Regions from separate parts of the Homo sapiens genome. Here all the other regions are linked to region 2. Evidence: chromatin contacts called from ENCODE Hi-C or POLR2A ChIA-PET data. All regions are on one chromosome and are shown on one strand. Each heading gives the region's core, a stretch centred on a gene start or an enhancer-like site at or near the end of the contact. The rest is flanking DNA. Distances are from core to core; before and after follow the strand shown.

Region 1 (4,056 bases), core at 1,267-3,766, 120 kb before region 2:
GATGTCATAGCTTAGCCTAGCCTACTCTTTTTTTTTTTTTTTTTTTTTGAGATGGAATCGCTCTGTCGCCCAGGCTGGAGTGCAGTGGTGCCATCTTGGCTCTCTGCAAGCTCCACCTCCCGGGTTCACGCCATTCTCCTACCTCAGCTTCCTGAGTAGCTGGGACTACAGGCGCCCGCCACCACGCCTGGCTAATTTTTTGTATTTTTTAGTAGAGACGGGGTTTCACCGTGTTAGGCAGGATGGTCTCGATCTCCTGACCTCGTGATCCACCCGCCTCGGCCTCCCAAAGTGCTGGGATTACAGGCGTGAGCCAGCCTAGCCTACTCTAAATGTGCTCAGAACATACATTAGCTTACAGTTGGGCAAAATCATCTAATATGAAGCCTATTTTATAACAAAGTGTTGAATATCTCACATAATTTGTTGAATACCAAACTGGAAGTGAAAAACAGAATGGTCGTATGGGCACTTGAAGTTCCGTTTCTACTGAATGCTTATCACTTTCACACCATCATAAAGTTGAAAAATCAGGGCCTATCAGGGTCAGCTCTGGCTGTCTTTTCCTTGAGGGTTTCTATCCTTAGTATGGGCTCAGGAAGTTCTTCCCCATGCCAATATTATATTGGCACCTTTTAATGGTTTCAGTTTTCTCATTTAATTAATCTCCCTAGAATTTGTTTTTTTACTTTTTTGGTTTTTTTTTTTTTTTTTTTAGATGGAGTCTTGCTCTGTGTCCCAGGCTGGAGTGCCCAGGCACGATCTCGGCTCACTGCAAACTCCGCCTCCTGGGTTCACACCATTCTCCTGCCTCAGCCTCCCAAGTAGCTGGGACTACAGGTGGCTAATTTTTTGTATTTTTAGTAGAGACGGGGTTTCACCGTGTTAGCCAGGATGGTCTCGATCTCCTGACCTTGTGATCCGCCCGCCTCGGCCTCCCAAAGTGCTGGGATTACAGGTGTGAGCCACCGTGCCTGGCCTAGAATTTGTTTTGATAGATATTAGATTGAGATGTAACATTTCTCCCCATTATTTGTTGAATCCTTCATTTTCTCACTGATCTCAGACTTTATCAAATGGAAGCCTGTGTCTTTGCACTCGAGTTCTTTCTGGGCATTCTGCTCCATTCCTGTCTGTCCAGCATCAGTCCACTCTCTCTCATTAGTGGTGTCATATGAGATAGTCACTGTTTGGTGAACACATTCCATCCCTTATTCTGCCTCCTTTTAAAAAAGATTCTTTGCTATTCTCAAGCATTTAATTCTTCCAAGTAATCTTCTAAGTCATTGGACAAATTCCTTACAAAAACACCATGGAGATTTCAGTTGAAATTGCATTAAATTTTTGTGTTAACTTACGGGAAGACTAACATCTGGACAATGTTTTGCCTGCCCTTGCTTATGTTGATTCAGATTTTTGATGTCCAGTGAGAGGCTTGGTTGGTGTATCAGGCTCTGCACAGGGAAGCTGTCCATTCTGTGGAGTTGTTGGTAACTGGCTGGTCCTGGGGACAGAGAACTGGCCCTCGTTCCTGACTGTTAAGGGAAGGATGATGGCTCTTGGCTTGAAAAGATCATCTTTATCATGTTAACACAGTTTCCTTCTGTTTCTAAGAGGTATTATCAGAAATAACACCTTGGATTTTGGCAAAGGCATTTTCAGCATGTAGAGAATGGATTTCCCTTTTTCTCTTTGACTTCTGATAGGATGAATGTTATCAATCAGCTTTCTAATGCCGAACGATCCTTGCATTCCCCAAACAACCTTACTTGATCGTGGGACAATTCCTTGTTACATGCTTTTAGATTAGATTTGGTAATATTTTATTTTGCAATTATTTCATCTAACTACTTAAAATTAAAATTAATCCACAGTGGGTTTTCTTTGAATCTAGCTCTGTTAGGTTTTGGTCTTTGGTTCATAAATGAATTGTCCAACTCCCTTTTGGATAATCAAAATGCTCAACATTTTTTCCTTTGCTTGATTTTCAGCTAATAGTGCTGGACCCCCCGGTGAGTATTTGGGTGCCCTCTGGCCCATGGCTCACCCCCTGGGGTGCAGCTGCCATGGCGCAGGGATACCAGTGTCCTCCTTGGCCTCTTGTAGAGTCTGTGTGCACTTGGACAGCACTGGGCTTCCAAGCCCCACCTAGCATTGCCAGCAGTCACCTTGTGTCCTGCTCAGGCTTAGGCTGTCAGTTCCTTCTTGGCCACAAGACTTGGACCGTTTCTCCCACCCACAGGTGGAAGAAAGTGATAACGAGTGGTCTGTTCCACACTGTTTCACCATCTACGCGGCTCAGAAAACAATCGTGGTGGCAGCCAGGTAAGGGTCTTCCATGTCTCCATCCTGAGCAGCCCTGGATGGAGGGGTGGGGACTTCCTCGCCATGAGCCTCTGAGTCCTCTGAGCTGTGAGGAGCCATGTAGCCTCATGGGGTTGTGCCCCCTTTGACTCTGAGCTCTGCTTCCAAGTCACACAACCAAAGGAGCAGCCTCGCCCTTGTCAGGGGCAGGGCTGCTTGCCAACCTGACAACACCCCACAAGTGGCAGGCCCCAGTGCTGTGGAGCCGCTCCCTCTGCCCTCCGGTTCACAGTGCCTCCAAAGACAGGACGGGTGAGTGGGCAGGCTCCTGTGGTCTCCCAGGGCACAGGCGCTTCCCCAACCCTCACGTCAAGAAGTGCCAGCAGCTAGTGGTCAAAGCCCCAACAGGGCAGCTTACACCCAGCCCAGCCAAACACTGCCTCCCAGTCCCAGTGTGGTATAGACTCACATGAGGCAGCCCAGGCTATGGCACAGAATCAAGTGGAAACAGCTCCCTCCTCCCCAGATAAGATCAACAGAAGGATGACACTGAGCTCATTTGGCGGCCAGGATGCAGGGGCCCCTGCATGGTCACCAGCACCACACTGTGCTCTGTGAGGAGTCTCAGCTCTGACTCTGCAGCGCCCTGGCCAGCATCAGAGCACAGGGCACTCAGTTCCCACCAGGAAATGCTCACTTAATCATGAACCAGGGCCAATCTTGCATTTCAGCATCACAGATGTAGAGAACATCATTTCAGGAACAAATACCCCTGCAGACCCCCTGTTCTAGGACCGGGGCCCTGCCCTGGCACCCACAACCCTGTCACAGCACCCTGGAGGTCAGGCTGATGCAGGTCCCTCCCAGCTCTCCTCCCTGCTATTCTCGCTGGAGGGGACACGTTTCCCAGTCCTCTCACCAGGCAGGACAAAGCAGAATGTGAGAGAACAGGTGCCCTGACGGCTCGCCCTCCCTTGAGGGCTGGGGCCCTACACAAGGAAGAGCAGAGCCACTGAGCCTTGCCCTTCTCCCTGCAGCACTCGGCTGGAGAAAGAGAAGTGGATGCTGGACCTGAACTCCGCGATCCAAGCAGCCAAGAGTGGCGGTGACACGGCCCCTGCACTGCCAGGCCGCACTGTGTGCACTCGTCCCCCCAGTGAGTGCTGGCCACAACCCCCCAGGAGACCTCCACTACACCTAAGGAGGCTTTTTTTGGAAACTGTTTTCCTTGGTCCCCATTGGCCCGCTAAGTTCCCACACAATCCCCTTCCACAAGGAATGTTCCAGGCTACGCCTCATGCCTGGGCGGGAAGAGGTGTCAATCAGCTGCTCTGGCAGAAGCACCTGTAGTTTTGCTCTCAGCCAGCAGCTGGCCTAGCACCAAGGGCTCCCCATTTCCCCAGGACCCCCGAGAGGAACCCAAGGGGTGGAAGTATTTGGCAAGCAGAGGCCACAGGGGGTTCCCCCTGAGACGCTGCTGACTTCTCCCCAGGATCCCCCAACGAGGTATCTCTGGAGCAGGAGTCAGAAGATGATGCTCGGGGTGTCCGCAGCTCCCTGGAGGGGCATGGCCAGCACCGGGCCAACACCACAATGCACGTGTGCTGGTACCGGAACACCAGCGTGTCCAGGGCAGACCACAGTGCAGCTGTCGAGGTACGACCGCATGAGCACCACCTCAGTGCATCTGGAATGTTCCCAGCTGTCTCTGCACTTGGCTGCTGAGGAGGGGACCTCAGGAGGGTACCAGCA
Region 2 (3,815 bases), core at 54-2,553:
TCTGAGCAGACAGAAGCCCTCGAGAAGGCTGAGTGGGAGGGACGAGGTCTCTGACTGCAACCACAGGAAGCCAGGGAGGGCAATGGCAAAAACCCTTGTGGCAGAGGAGGGTGGCCTGGGCCAGGTGGCCGTGGTGGAGGCAGTGGAAAGGACCTAGCTTCTGGATCTATCTTGAAGGCAGAGCCACCCGGATGTGCTGATGGTTTGGATGTGAAACACGTAAGAAAAGATGGTAACGGAGGTTTCTGGCCTGAGCAATTGAGAAGACAAGTTACCATTAATGGAGAAAAGGAAGAATGAGAAGAACCTTGGGAGGTGTGAAACAGCAAAACTCAGTCACCTGGGATAGCCCAAGTCCTAAGATGGGCTAAACAAACACCATAATTTCTCAGACAGCCAGCTATAGCCTTGGAGACCTTTCAGTTTGGTAGACTTTATCCAGCTCAGCACTGAAAAGAAAGAGGCTTTGGGCCGGGCGCAATGGCTCACTGAACCTGTAATCCCAGCACTTTGGGATGCCGAGACGGGCAGATCACCTCAGGTCAGGAGTTTGAGACCAGCGTGGCCAACGTGGTGAAACGCTGTCTCTATTAAAAATACAAAAATTAGCCGGGCGTGGTGGCACACGCCTGTAATCCCAGTTACTCGGGAGGCTGAGGTACAAGAATTGCTTGAACCCGGGAGGCGGAGGTTGCAGTGAGCCGAGGTCGTGTCACTGCTCTCCAGCCTGGGCGACAGAGACGTTTTCTCAAAAAAAAAAAAAGAAAGAAAGAGGCTTTGCAAACCTCAGGTTTTTGGGCCGGCTCTCTGGCCTGTGCGGAGCACACCCCACAGCGACTGCCACGGGGCTCTGGCTCTCCTGGGACCGGGTGGACCCACTTCCACTGGTGAGCGCAGCCTGCATGGGAGCTGAACCCTGTGGGAAGCGGCACCCCGGGCGCTGGGGAGCAGCGATCCAGAGTCCAGGTTCTGAGCTGCTGCACCGGGGCCGCGATCTCCACCCCTCACGCCCGAGTCCCCGGCACGGCCACCACCGGCCCCTGGGTCCCGAGGGCCCCGAGGAAGAGGCCAAGGGGCCTGGCGGCGCCCCCCAGGGTCCCAGTGGAACAGGGGCACCAGGGCCGCGGCGCCGGGCATGGCCTTCACACTCCCCACGAGGCAGGACAGCCCCGGGCTAGGGTGAGGGGCACGCGCCGCAAGTCCTGCCTCTGCTCCCGGGCGGCCCCCTCCAGCCTCCGCCGGCCCCGCCCCGGAAGCGCAGCCCCGCCTCAGGCGCCGCATCTCCGCCCTCTCTTGCGCCTGCGGGACCGGGAGGGCCGCGCTCGCCCCCCAGCGCCAGGGTCACGCCACCGCGCCCTGTTTGGGGAGCGGCAGAGGAGTCAGGGCGGAGGCTGGGCGGCGCTGGGCGGTGGGGCGCGCTCACTGGCTGCCACCTCACCTAGCAGGCGTCACAGGGCTCACTCAAGAGCTCCAGCAAGAGCAGAGGCGGGAGCCTCGCCAGCCCCTCCACAGACCACAGCGACCGCGCCCCTCGGCCCGGAGGCCCCGCCCTCCCCACTCCTGCTTCCCCAGCCACGGGGTCTTCTCCCGGCCCCTCATCTACTTGGCAGACGCCTCTCACCGGCAGCCTCTGCCTCCCCCTGGTCTTTCCCTCCCACCACCCACCGTGGAGTCCTCTCCGGGAGGCCCTGTCCTCCATCCAGCGCTCCTCAGAGGGGACCGGAGAGGAGGCGCTCCTTAAATGGGGAAGAAAGACGGACAGAGCCAGGGACAGCGAGAGACGGGACGGGGACAGAGACACAGAGACAGAGAGACAGGGCCAGAGAGACACGGGGATGGGGCCAGAGACGGGGCCAGAGACAGAGACACAGAAAGGGATCTTACTCTTTCTTCCCTTAAAACCAGCTTCTGGGGGTCTCCGAGGGGGACTCTCAGGTAAGTAACAATATTATCACCTTCCCTCCCAAGAATTAAAAAAAACAAAAATAACGAAAAAACCTTTTCCCTGAACTTGATTTTGAGGGAAAATAGGTCACAGATACAACCCACAGCCACCAAAACACACATACGGATGCTGTGAGAAGTGGTGGGTCAGTGCCTCGCTGGAGGACAGGAGGGGCCTCTGGGAGCTGGGGGGGTGGCCCCTGAGAAGCCTCAGGGTCTGGCCTGGCTCAGAGGCCTGGGGCGGAGTGGGGAGCCCTGGACTTGGGAAGCCTGGAGGCTCTTCTGGCCCCCGCTCTGCCACAGGGAGCTCCTGCAAACAGCAGGCCCAGGGCACCCCACGCGTCTGCCCAGGACACCCCAGGTGTTCGCCCAGGTGCTGAAGGCCCAGGCTGGCCTCCATGCAGGGTTACCCACCACCCGCCATAGAGAAGTAATGCGCCACTCCGAAAGAAAGGGGTGCTGCCGGCTGGACGCAGTGGCTCACGCCTATAATCCCAGCACTTTGGGAGGCCAAGGCGGGTGGATCATCTGAGGTCAGGAGTTCGAGACCAGCCTGGCCAACATGGTGAAATCCCATCTCTACTAAAAATATAAAAAACTAGCCGGGCGTGGTGGCGGGTGCCTGTAGTACCAGCTACTAGGGAGGCTGAGGCAGGAGAATGGCATGAACCCCGGAGGCACAGGTTGCAGTGAGCCGAGATTGTGCCACTGCACTCCAGCCTGGGTGACAGGGTGAGACTCTGTCTCCAAAAAAAAAAAAAAAAAAATTAAGAAAGAAAGGCATGCTGCTCCTGAAGACCTTCTGCTTCTCCAGCAATGGACTAATGGACTCTAAGACACTGCCTGAGTTCAGAGATGGACAAAAGGTGACAAGACACCAAGTGTGAACAAGAGCAGCAAAACATACAAACTGCAAAATGTTGATGGGGCAAAGGTGAAACTAAGAGAAAGGGTCTTGCTCAGTCACCCAGGCTGGAGTGCAGTGGCATGAATACGGTTCACTGCGGCCTAGACCACTGGGGCTCAAGTGATTCTCCCGCCTCAGCCTCCCGAGTAGTTGAATGAAGCTGCTCCATGAAGAAAGACCACTAACTAAACATGTAAGAACTCAGGAGAGAAACGGCAAGGAAAGAGGAGAAGGTGAAACATGACCTGGCAGAAGTCGAGAAAGTAAAAGAAAAAAAATCAAGCCACCACCCAAATGAAGTGGAGATTGGAAGCAGCACAGGGAGAAACAAACACCGGGAAACACAGCGGAACACAGAGGACAGAAATGAGTTAAAAAAAAAGACAAAAGATAGAGAAATGGAAACAAAGTTAGAAGGACGGGAACGCCTGGCACACTGCTGATGGGGACGTGAACTGGCACAGCCTAGTGAAGACCATCTGGCATGTGCCTGAGAGGTTAAGTGTGGAGCAGTGGCCCAGGACTGCCACTCCTGGAGACATGCACTCCCAGCAGAAATGACACACCTGTCCCCACAGGACGCTGCCCATGAATGTTTACAGCAGCACCATTCCCAACAGCCCCAAAGTGGAAACAACACAGATGTCCGTCAACCAATGAGTAAACAAACTGCAGTATATCCAGACAATGGAATGTTATTTGGCCATAAAAATGAAGCACTAATATAAGCTGCAATTCAAATGGCCCTTGACAACACACCATATGAAAGCAATCAGGCTCAAAAGAGCACATATTCTGCAATTCCATTTCTGTGAAAGGTGCAGAACACACACATCTACAGAGACAGAACGTGGGTCAGTGTTTCTCCACAGCTGCGTTCTGTGGCAGAAGACGCTAGAGTCACACGTAGAAGGCGCATGAGGAGGGAAGGTGAGTGGCAAGGATGCTACGGCTGGCCACAGCG
Region 3 (3,538 bases), core at 936-3,435, 100 kb before region 2:
CACACAGTTACAGGGCACCTCGGAGCTCCAATTTCTCATCCTGTGACCCAAAGGAGTTATTTCTGCAGTTCTTAAAAATAAACTGGTGGCCGAGCGCGGTGGCTCATGCCTGTAATCCCAGCACGTTGGGAGGCCAGGGCAAGCAGATCACCTGAGGTCAGGAGTTTGAGACCAGCCTGACCAACATGGTGAAACTCCGTCTCTACTAAAAATACAAAATTAGCTGGGCATGGTGGCGCATGCCTGTAATCCAAGCTACTTGGGAGGCCAAGACAGGAGAATCGCTTGTACTTGGGAGGCAGAGGGTGCAGTGAGCTGAGATTGCACCATTGCACTCCAACCTGGGCAACAAAAGCGAAACTCCGTCTCAAAAAAATAAAAATAAAGTAAAATAAACTGGTGGCAGATTTTTCTCCCAGCACCTTAGTCATGTAAGTTACCAGATACAGAATGCCAAAAGCAAACCAAAAATCTGTTAGCTTAATTCAGCAACAGTCAGCAAGCCCCAGTCTCATCTGTGACCACGCAGGTCCAGGTTGCCTGGCCCAACAGCTGCACATGGTGTTCCGGGTCTCTAGGCTGGTCCGGTTTCCTCCAAAGCAGCCCTGACTCCAGTTCCTGCCCCTACGCGAACAGACGCCCTTCCTGTTCCACTGCAGGCCCAACTCTCCATTCAGCACATAGGAGTGAACAAGGAGGGCCACACATTTTAGCGGCGATTCCAACGCCTTAGGTAGAGCCAAGGCATCAAGGAGAATAAAACCGAACAGCTAAGATGTAAGAAAACCCAGCGGCCAGAGTCAAAAAAGTGGGGAGGGGTAGAGAATGCAAGTCCCCAGGCCCCAGGTTGGCTGACCCCACCCTCCTTCCCCGGCAAGCCCTTTGGCACCAGCAGCTGGTCCTCATTCCAGGCTAAGGGCTCGCCGTAGTGGCTCCCTCCGAGGCTGTCCCACCAGACGCTTAAAGGTGGCTCCATAGTGGAAACGACTTCTTTAAAGAAGAAAGATGAGTCTCATGTTCGGGCAACCGCCCGTCGCAGGGGTTAAACGGTCCTGACAGAGCAGCCTTTTCACCCTCCCCTGGGCCAAAGCACACACGTGTTCTCTGCTTTCCCTGCACACCGGCCACTCAGATCTGCTTCTCCACAATCTCAGCCCCTCAGCGCCCGCCAGGGTCTCCCCTACAGCCCCTGCCCAGCCCAACACGGCCAGAATGACCCGCGGCCCAGGCCGAGGCCGCAGGGTGGCCCCCGACCTTCCACTGCCTTCGGATGCTGACATGAGGTTCCCGCCCCGCGCTGGGGGCAGCGCCCCGTCCCTGCGCCGGTGTCTCTTCACGCACCTCCACCGCCCTCGCACAGGCGGAGCCACCAGGGGCTCGGTTTCTAGAGGCCTGCGAGCTTCTGCCACGCAAAACGCCACAGGCACACGGCAGAGCCCCGGGGCCGCCCTGCGCCCACCTCAGGACGGCTCCGCTGGTCGCACGACGCGCGCTCCTTCCCTCACCCCACTGCCCGCTCCGGCGTGGCGCTCCCCTCTGAACCCCCAGGAGACTCTGGAGCCCCTCGGTGAGAGGCCGCTAGTCTTCCTGACCTGCACCCTTCTCACCTGGTTGGCAAATCCCCGGAGGTGAGCCATGGCCGCGCCGCCTCAGACCCTCCGCCAGCAGCCCCAGGAGGCGTCTGGATCCCGCGGAGAGGCGCGGAGCCGGCTAGCTCGCCCCTGCGGCGTCAGTCCACTGCGAGGGACACCAGGGGCGCTCGGTGCCCAGTTCAGTCATCTGAGACCGACCTCCGGGGCGGCGGGCTCCATGGGTGGGGGGGGGCCCAGGAGACCCCCCAGGCCGCCGGGGCCCCGCCACGCCCGGGCCTAACGCCCAGGCTCCCGGGGGCTCGCCGCCCCTCCCGTCGCCGCCCCCACCTCTTCCAAGGCAGCTTCCTCCCGGTGCCCCCGCCCCGGTGTCCCCGCCACCGAGCCCCGCCCCGGGCCCCTCCCTCTGCCCCCTCCCCAATCGCCGCAAGCGCCCCGCCCGGCAGCGCGCCCACCTCCGCGGGGCTCCATCCCGGCCTCCCCCGGCCCGCTCTGCAGCGCCCGCGAAGGCTCCCACCCGCAGCCTCTGTTCGCCCGGGGACCCCGGGCCTCCCAGCCCGCGAAGCAACGGTGGTGGCGGCAGCGACCGGAGAAAGCCCGGAGGCGACGGCGAGGGCGGTGCTCGGCGTCGCGGCCCGCGCACGGCTCTCTGGGACCCCGAGTCCCACCGCCCACTCCGGGCCCGGAAGCCTGCTGGCGTTGGACTACAAGTCCCGGCAGGCTGCGCGAGAGGGGGCCGGGGCTCGCATGCGCGCCGCGAGGCTCTCTGGGACCCCTAGTCCTGCTCCCGAAAGGTTTGGACTGCGTCTCCCGGCAGGCCGCGCGCCTGGGCGGGCGGGGCACGTGGTCGTTGTCGCGTCGCGCCCTCCCTGCCTCGCCCTCGCGGGTCTTCTGCGTTTGCTGGCGCCTGCCAGGCGTCGTCTCCGACGTTACGGCGGCCGCGCGGCCCTCTCCCTTGGGCTCTGCCCTGCGCAGCCCTGGTTCGAGCGGGCCAGTGAGGCCCGGCGCCCTCCCCGCCTCGCCACGAGGATCCACCGCGGCCGCCCAGGCTTCTAGCCTTGTCGTCACGGCACGGAGATAAGCCCGCGCTGGCCACATCGCGAAGCCCCTGTTCGTACTGAGACCCCGCCCGGGATCACGCGCACAGGCCAGGGCGCACCAGGCCTTGGAGAAGCTACCGGCACAGCCCATTCCTTGGGCGAGTTGCTTCGCCTCTCCTGCCTCAGTTTCCTTACCTGTCAAGGGGTGGTCATAGGACGTCCTTGGTCACACCGTTGTGGGACCCACCTGGGCTAGAGCGCGGGACGCGCCCAGGACAGTGACTGCTGCTGGAAGCCGTCATGGCACTCCCCAGGGTCCGGGAGGGACTTGCAGATCCCAAGGCTACCTGGTGCGTCCCCGTGCCCCGTGGGCCGCCAGGTCATAGTGCCCCCTGTGTGCATTCCCCTAGTGCACCGCAGGGATCCCCACCTGTCCGGTGAGGAAGATTTGTCCCTCCTGCATACTGTGTCCACCCTTACAGGCCCTCACTCTCCATGATGGCTCAGCACAGGTGACTATCCTGACCTCCTCACATCCCTCCTTCTTCGAGAGGGTTCTGGCGTTTCTCTCTGCTCCCTGGTGCGTGTCTTCTCATGGTGCACTGCCGAGTCCTTTAAGAAGCTATGCTTCCCTGTCATGCGTCCAGGACAGCCCCTTGAACCCCTCCTGGGTCCGCATCTCTCATCACCCCTGCTTCTTTACGTACTGACTTGGCTTTGTTTGTGCTTTGACTCCCCAGGAGAAAGTGGGCTTCCTGCAAGCGGAGCTGTGCCCAGGACCATGCCAGCCCACGGCAGGCGCTCAGTAATGTTTGTTGAATGAATGTGTAAATGCATGAAGATAATATATGTATTTAATGCATGTAAATAGATGCCTGCTGCATCTCTGGCCTTCGTGTGGTCAGTAAT

The links. A loop is a pair of places that touch in the nucleus more often than their neighbours do. ChIA-PET counts read pairs that join two places held with the same protein, here RNA polymerase II (POLR2A). Pooled maps may share reads with other maps.
Region 1: a loop to region 2 is called in a pooled map, with 2.1 times the contacts of the local background. The contact joins two enhancer-like sites. A Hi-C loop is called at or near these places in 2 of 50 pooled maps. POLR2A ChIA-PET finds 5 or more read pairs at or near these places in 2 of 52 experiments (HepG2 and Panc1).
Region 3: a loop to region 2 is called in a map of ascending aorta, with 4 times the contacts of the local background. The contact joins the promoter of STK25 here to the enhancer-like site in region 2. A Hi-C loop is called at or near these places in 44 of 168 maps with a recorded cell type or tissue (B cell, CD14-positive monocyte, CD4-positive, alpha-beta T cell and 26 more), 37 of 37 single-sample maps with no recorded cell type and 38 of 50 pooled maps. POLR2A ChIA-PET finds 5 or more read pairs at or near these places in 4 of 52 experiments (H1, Panc1, RWPE1 and 1 more).

Annotation. Positions count from the first base shown.
Region 1 is chr2:241,487,720-241,491,775 of GRCh38, forward strand. It overlaps FARP2 (FERM, ARH/RhoGEF and pleckstrin domain protein 2), which reads left to right. Exons shown (of 27, transcript NM_014808.4): 22 at 2,243-2,325; 23 at 3,342-3,460; 24 at 3,797-3,960. Among named protein-coding and RNA genes, the nearest start is that of MIR3133, 12 kb to the left of the region's middle. RefSeq lists enhancers at 2,493-3,006, 3,007-3,522. Within about 2 kb of position 2,517, at least 2 of the 41 ENCODE cell types and tissues checked have a DNase peak (open chromatin) inside an H3K27ac peak, as active enhancers do.
Region 2 is chr2:241,609,033-241,612,847 of GRCh38, forward strand. All of the region lies in intron 2 of THAP4 (THAP domain containing 4), which reads right to left. Among named protein-coding and RNA genes, the nearest start is that of THAP4, 26 kb to the right of the region's middle. RefSeq lists enhancers at 508-1,009, 1,010-1,510, 1,727-2,247 and a silencer at 960-1,529. Within about 2 kb of position 1,304, at least 21 of the 41 ENCODE cell types and tissues checked have a DNase peak (open chromatin) inside an H3K27ac peak, as active enhancers do; they include ascending aorta, gastrocnemius medialis, heart right ventricle and 3 more, where a contact is called at or near this core.
Region 3 is chr2:241,506,399-241,509,936 of GRCh38, forward strand. It overlaps STK25 (serine/threonine kinase 25), which reads right to left and starts at 2,186. Exons shown (of 12, transcript NM_001271977.2): 1 at 2,045-2,186; 2 at 1,608-1,737. The coding sequence starts at 1,637. LOC107985788 (a long non-coding RNA gene) reads left to right here and starts at 2,474. Exons shown (of 2, transcript XR_001739177.2): 1 at 2,474-2,699; 2 at 3,040-3,497. RefSeq lists an enhancer at 1,011-1,060 and silencers at 1,491-1,540, 1,821-2,590.